2 separate regions of the Homo sapiens genome follow, and region 2 is linked to region 1. A link is a contact called in ENCODE Hi-C data. All regions are on one chromosome and are shown on one strand. The core of a region is the stretch at or near the end of the contact, and the rest is flanking DNA. Distances in the headings are between cores, read along the strand shown. Region 1 holds the start of LINC01491 (long intergenic non-protein coding RNA 1491). Region 2 holds the start of SLC12A1 (solute carrier family 12 member 1).

What was found. A loop is a pair of places that touch in the nucleus more often than their neighbours do.
Region 2: a map with no recorded cell type shows a loop between it and region 1 (4-fold over the local background). The contact joins the promoter of SLC12A1 here to the promoter of LINC01491 in region 1. A Hi-C loop is called at or near these places in 1 of 37 single-sample maps with no recorded cell type.

The regions. Positions count from the first base shown.
Region 1 is chr15:47,844,146-47,847,659 of GRCh38, forward strand. It overlaps LINC01491 (long intergenic non-protein coding RNA 1491), which reads right to left and starts at 2,091. Exons shown (of 5, transcript NR_120336.1): 1 at 1,984-2,091; 2 at 693-820.
Region 2 is chr15:48,204,369-48,208,330 of GRCh38, forward strand. It overlaps SLC12A1 (solute carrier family 12 member 1), which reads left to right and starts at 1,934. Exons shown (of 27, transcript NM_000338.3): 1 at 1,934-1,962; 2 at 3,166-3,771. The coding sequence starts at 3,352.

The DNA.
Region 1 (3,514 bases), core at 841-3,340:
GGCTAGCCCTCGATTCTGTCTTCTTGGGTAAGGGGGAGAGGCAGGAGGAATAAGCATATGTTGATGTCTGATAAACCAACATTCTGGCTTTGCTGACTTCTACAGTTTGAGGGAGGTGACAGAGGAATGGAATCACCTGAGAAGAATACTGCTTCCAGCAGGAAACTAATGGGTAACTCTGACACCCCAAATGTGAAGTCACTGCCTCATGTTTTGGGTTGCTCACAAATGGTAATCCCTACTTCCCAGCAATTCCAACAAGGAAGAAGATTGGCTGTAAAAACTCCTGGGGAAAATCATCAGTCAAGAGCCAAAGTTTCCTGAGGCCATGAACCTCCACCAGGTAACAGTACAAGTATTACTGAAATACCAAGTTCATGGGGAAAGAGAGAAATGAAAGGCCAACATTTCCCATGTGGGCTCTATCGGCTTGGTGTGAAGGCTCCTCCCCTTTGATTACGCTAGACCATATGGCAGAGTTAACTGTGCTCTAGAAGAGGTTGATATGTGGCCACTAACATCAGATTACTTTAGTTCTAAATTTAGGTTCCAAGATCTCAATGTTTCTAATGAGGCCTCTATAAAGGATCCTTTGGAGGCATTAGGCAGACTCTAGTGGTACAGTAGCTTTAAGAAGGACAGCAGTATTTTGAAATGCATCACATTGACTATTATAATTCTGAACAACATACCCTGTTTTGAAGGATATCTGGGGTCCTTCAACTTCAGATTGTTTGAAGTAATCACAAACTATTGATATTTGTAATGATGGTAATATGTCCACGATCCAGCTAGGACTAGTGGAGCACAGGACATATGCCTGAGGAATACAAGAAAAAAAGATGACATGGCTTGCACTAAAGGAGTTTACTCTCTTCCAGGGAGACCAATCCCACCCACAGTTGACAAAATTGGGCATGAAATAAATTGTATGTTTTAAAGGACGGTCACATTAGGTGTAATTACATGCCGTAGTACAAGATACAGCAAGTGCTAAACACAATCAGAAATCAAAGATAATTCACATTCACTAAAGCTCTGTTCAAATGCAATTTCTTTTGTGGTCTCATCCCTCTAGTCACTGTTAGTCACCTTTTCCTCGGGGTATACTTGTCTATCTAACTAGTTTTTTCTTTAAACCGTAAGCTCTTTGAGGATAAATATCCTAACTTGCCCTTATATTCTTCACAGCACATAATAATGACATAAAATATACATTCAATAAATATTTACTAAGATGCAAATTAAAAAAGGGAAGATATTTGTGTTTTCTAGAGGTTACTGGGGAAAGAGTTATGGAGAATATAAAAAATAAGCCAGAGCCACAAGAGCTAGAGGGAGACAAATTTAGGTGAGAAAAAAGAAATTGACTGAGCAAATACAGAGAAAGTAACCAACTTGTTTGAGTGGCAGGGGTGGAGTGGGGATCAATAATGAGAAATCTGATGATAGATGAAGAATTGTCATAGATGAACGAAGAAAGCTGAGACAGAGTTTAGAGAAAATAGTTAAAGTATAAGAAGCTTAGGTTTGCCAAAATTCAACTCATTGATCCTTTATGTCCTTTTATGAAATGCATGAAGGTGTTTCTGGGATGGGCTTATGTGAGCTCAGAAAAATGTTTATGACTGCGAGCTTGCAAGGCTGGATGCCTGCTGCACTGGTCCTTTAGAGGTTAGAGTAGTAGGCTGCTTAGGTCAACAATGGAAGTTCAGAAGTAACCCTATGTACAAGGAGTGCTTATTGAAAATCAGGCCAAGAAACTATTTATTGTGGGTATCCAGGCTGTGTCTGTATGCACAAAATATCCTGGCCAACTCTGATTAGCCTAACCTGCCTGGCAAACTAACATGGTCTTGGCTCATAGGATCGAAGTACTGGCTCTCCAGGATCAACAAGGTTAATTAGTCATTTTCCACTGTGGTAACTTTTTGGATATTACAACCTATGCAAGGCATATATTTTCACATTAGATTTTCCTACTTGCTCATAGGATCTGCAGGCTCAGTCCAGGAGAAAACAAGCCTATGGCCACACTGGTGTGCAAAGACTGCAAAATCATCTAGGGATGGTGGGCTGGCTACTTTTTCTGTGGTCACAGGCCTGAGTGTGAACATCCCTATTCATACCAAGAGCCATTTGGTCACAATAGGGCTTTGAGGTCACTTGAATTCTGACATTCTACCCAGCAATCTCCAGAGTTCTCCACAGCAGATCCAGGCCATGGGTAGTTCACAGTGGGCACAGAGCCTCAGCTCATTAACATTTTATGTGTATGAGATAACTGCATCTTGTTTCTGAATAGAAAACTAGTACAGAGTGGCACCCAAATTTCCCCATGTCCAGGCATTCTATGCACTATTGTTTGCAAAATTATAGCAAAATCATGCATTCCTACTATTTTATAACAGGAGAAGGAGGACAAGGAGGAGGAAGATAATTGAGGAGGAGAAGAAGGAGTAAGGGGAGAAGAAGAAGGAGTAGGGGAAGAAGAAGAGGAGGAAAGAGAAGGAGGAGGAGGAAGAAGAGGAAGAAGAGGAGGAGGAGGAAGAGGAGGAGGAAGAGGAGAAGGAGGAGGAGGAGGAGGAGGTCGTCATTATTTTGGCCACCACCACCAAAATGTATCCTGATTGTTTCTCATATTTTCCAATCCAACATTGCAGAAGACTTTCTAATCTCCGTATTTATACTTAGAATTTAAAAATATTCTGAAGGTCAAGAAAGAAGTAGGCAAATCCCCAGGACAGACCCAGCCCTTATGCTCCTCACAACCTGCCTACTCTTGGCTTTTGCAACCTTGAGTTCAACTACCGTCACTTCATACCACCTGTCGCTCCCCACACATGCTGTGTGCTTTCCTGCTTTGTTCCCTCTCCTAGGCTGCAGCCCCTCACCCTCTGCCAAGTTCTAGAAGTGCACAGCATTCCTGAAGGCCTGGTTCAAATACCATCTCTTCTGGTAGGCAGGCAGAGCTCGTCACTCCCTCCTCAGCATGCCCACCCCTGACACTGAGCACTCTTGTCCACTACCTAATTTGTCATGTTGTCATGAAGTTAGTGTTTGATGAATGTGTCCCTTGCTTCTTTGTGAGCTAAGTAAGGATATAGAATGGAGTTTACTCTCATAGGCTGGCATAAAGTAGGTATGCAGAAATAACATTTACTGGATGAATCAATGCTTGCATGCATGAGTGAGTGTATTAAACAATAAAGTTAAAGAAAGAGCCCTCTATTTTCTTCTGAGAGAAATCCTTTCTAAATAAGACAAGGATAAATTCTTCCATGGCTGTAAACTACTCTGTGGGCATAGAGCTAAAGGTTTTGAACTTACTCTTAGAGGACTCTGGTAACTGATATGATACAAAGAACCTAGGAAGATATAAAAAGAACCAAAGGCATTCTGTTACCTCACCTGAGAACAGAGAGAGCAAATTTTCTGAATTAACAGAGTAGACTCCTATTGCTGCATATTTTTGTATATATGAGTGTGTGTGCACACGGGAGGACACACCTGT
Region 2 (3,962 bases), core at 684-3,183, 360 kb after region 1:
AGGTTGTAGAGTAAATAAGTGGCTCCAAAAAGGGTTGGAGGATGCCAGCTTATGGCTCCTGTCCTGGTCTGGTGAATAGAACTTATTTTGGGTGCCAGCCCCATCCTAGCTGTTCTTTGTCTTGATCTAAACAACCAGCCCCACCCAGCTGAATTTGAAATCGGACACTCCTATGCCAAAACACTTTCTATATGAGGAATCAGAACCCTTTGTTGAACAGATAAATGCCTTGTACTGGTGACCTTTAAGAGTGGAATGAGTTATAGGTATATACTTGTAATTCTGTCTCTATTTCTGATATAGCCTCACGACATTAGCCTGACTGATTAGCATGACATTTACTTAACGAAGAGGATCTAAAGGGTTTTACTTAGGTGTCTCTAGACACTTCTATAATCCTGTATCAGTTCACTAACTTACCTTTACACTTATTTTTTATAGACAAAATATCTATCCCAATCTCTAATGATTCACCTCACAATCTTGTATGTGCTAAGTAAAAATCCCCAGCTAATTGTAAATAGCGCTAAAATAGTGAAAGCAAGCACTAGGTACAAATTGTTGCTGTTCTAAACCCCATACACAAACTAACTCATTTATTCCTCAAAATAACTCTACAACAAGGTAGGTACAATTATAATCCACAACTGCATTTGCAGATGAGAAAATTAAGGCACAGAAAGATTGAGTAACTTGACTGAGTTCACACAGACAGCAAGTGGCAGGGCCACGACATAAGTTGGGCCTTCTGACTTGAGTCTTGCTCCTAGCCACTATATTACACCACAACCGAGCTACTCAGACAACTGGAAATCACTTAAATCGTTTCTTATAAGAAACAAAGAGGACTCATTCAATCATCCTGATTGATAATCAGTGACAGACTTGAGGGAGGAATTGTTTGCAGTGTTAATAATCACCTACTTGCAGATCTGAAAAAGAAAAACCTTTTCCTCAACAAAACTCAAAAACTGAGTTGGACAAAAAAATGTTTTTCTAGTTGGAGACAGAAAGGTCATTTAGTAGTGCCACTGAGATGCTTACCCACAGTTTGGTTCCTGCTTAAAACAGTTTTCCCTGCTGGGCGCGGTGGCTCACACCTGTAATCTTGACACTTTGGGAGGCTGTGCCGGGCAGATTACCTGAGGTCTGGAGTTCAAGATCAGCCTGGTCAACCTGGTGAAACCCCATCTCTACTAAAATTACAAAAAAATTTAGCCAGGCGTGGTGGTGGGCGCCTGTAATCCCAGCTACTCAGGTGGCCGAGGCAGGAGAATCACTTGAACCTGGGAGACAGAAGTTGCAGTGAGCTGAGATTGCACCAGTGCACTGCAACCTGGGCAACAGAGCGAGACTCCATCTCAAAAAAAAAAAATTTTCCCATATTTCCCAAAATAGAAATATTTTCAATAAATCATTGATTCCACTCTTAATCTGCTTACTTCCCATGCAAAAGAGTCAAGGTAATGTCTACTACAAGCAAGATAAAATCATTTCAGACACTACTTTCTAGTTACAGAGTATAGAAATTGTCTCTGGAGAACTATATTTTGATACACATGCTAAACAATAGGAGGTCACTAGGACTCATCTGTAAGACGGTGGAACTCAATTTATCTATTCCCAAATGACTAATGGCAATGCTCATATTTTTTGGACAATTGCTGTTAAGGGATCCAATTCTCCTTATGAATTAAAGAAACTCTATGTTACTTCCTGTCTAAAAGGATTAATGGTTTACTACTAGTTACCAGTTGATGTGGTACTTAAGTTTCCTCAGGGCTAATGACCTGGTGGGGCTTACAGTACTATTCCAGGCCAATCATTGCACAGTCATCTCTTTCAAGAAAGTTTCTAACCAATAAGCAGAAGCCTAACTTTCTGGCTGAAAGCTAAGTGTCCCATATATTCCTGGGTGACGCTGAAGCAGGTTACATTTCCTCAGAAGAAGGCTCCTTGGTGGTAAGTTGAACATTTCTGGGCAGGGTAAAAATCATACTTAATATTATGTCATAAAGTAGATTCTGAGGAGTAGGTGAGGGTGTCAAGGACTATGAAGAGAAGTGTTTTGTAAAAACTAAAACGATAATAGCTTCATTTATAATTTCCCCAGGAAAGGTTACTTGAGAAATGAAGTTGAGGGTTTTTTTAATTCAAATACACAGCTTTAATAACTGCATGAGAGAGACAAGTTTTTATTTATATTTATCTCATTTTTCTAGAACTTCCCTTGAAAAGCCAAATTTTAAGGTATCAATAAGGAAATATAATTCTAAAGCAAGTGTTTTAAGACAGGCCAGTACTATGAAATTGCGAAAATTATTGTGAAGTCTATTCACCTCACAGTCAAATATAAACCTCTCAATTATTGAAGACATTTCATTAAAATGAGTCAGTAGAGCATGATTATTTTACCTAAACATAGCAGAGGACTTTTTTAAGGTATATGACTTATTTCTTATAGATATATGACTTATTTCTATATTCATATTTTTTTAAGGTTTCATGTTAGTATTTGCAAAACAAACAAATGTATGAGCAAATGAAACATTTGGATCTTGTAAAAGATCTAAGAATTCACAGAGACATCATCTTGATGGGATGTATTTTTTAAATGCATATTCTAAAACATAATTTTTTACTTGTTGCATAGGTAACAAAATTTGGAATTTATAAGTTGAACATGTACAGATTTTTATAAACTAGCAAGAATATATTTTTTAGAAGTTTTGTTTTTCATTTTATATGTTGTATAGTATATATTCCTAACAATCAAAATACTTTGCAGTTTCAGCATTTAGTACTGTCAGTGAACTGTGTCTTAGGCTGAGAATATTCTCATCAGCTCTTACTGTATTCAATAAGTAAAGTTACATCTTTTCTAAAGTCACAGTGAACTCCAGTGCACTGAATTCAAGCAAATACTACAAACACAGGTAACATTTTAATGACTGCATTGGAAGTTCTGTTTGCTGGAACAGTTTTCCAGTTATTTATTATCAGATTTAATTACTCACATGACTAAGGTTCCTGGACAGATAAATTTTAGTGAAATGAGTTTAAAATTGTATGTCTTGTAAAATAAAACTGTTCCCTTATATCCCACCCTTACCTAAATATATTTGTATTACTTGGAACAAGTTTAATTTTCTTTTTCAATGACAGCTTTGAAGAACATCCTGAAGATTATATCGGAGACAATATATCAAGAATCTATTTATTGAATCATCTAGAACAAAAGCCAGGAGCTCCCTAATGGAAGCACATTAGTGTTTATTTTGATGAAGAAATATATAGATTTTTTAAAACAACCACAAAGTAGATAGCTCAGTAAAAAATCAATTTTGGAAGATGTCACTGAACAACTCTTCCAATGTATTTCTGGATTCAGTGCCCAGTAATACCAATCGCTTTCAAGTTAGTGTCATAAATGAGAACCATGAGAGCAGTGCAGCTGCAGATGACAATACTGACCCACCACATTATGAAGAAACCTCTTTTGGGGATGAAGCTCAGAAAAGACTCAGAATCAGCTTTAGGCCTGGGAATCAGGAGTGCTATGACAATTTCCTCCAAAGTGGAGAAACTGCTAAAACAGATGCCAGTTTTCACGCTTATGATTCTCACACAAACACATACTATCTACAAACTTTTGGCCACAACACCATGGATGCCGTTCCCAAGATAGAGTACTATCGTAACACCGGCAGCATCAGTGGGCCCAAGGTCAACCGACCCAGCCTGCTTGAGATTCACGAGCAACTCGCAAAGGTAAGCTTGAAGGACACAAGCAAGTCTCCTCCCTTATTCATAACTTCAGATAATTTCCTTCTCTTTCATTACACTATGAATGAATGTGAAACAGTCAAATGGAGAGGTCTATTCCAAACACTATCCATCTTACTTACAAAACTGTCCCTAGTTCCCAGAAAAGTGTTTCACAGATGCTTTTTCTTTGGATT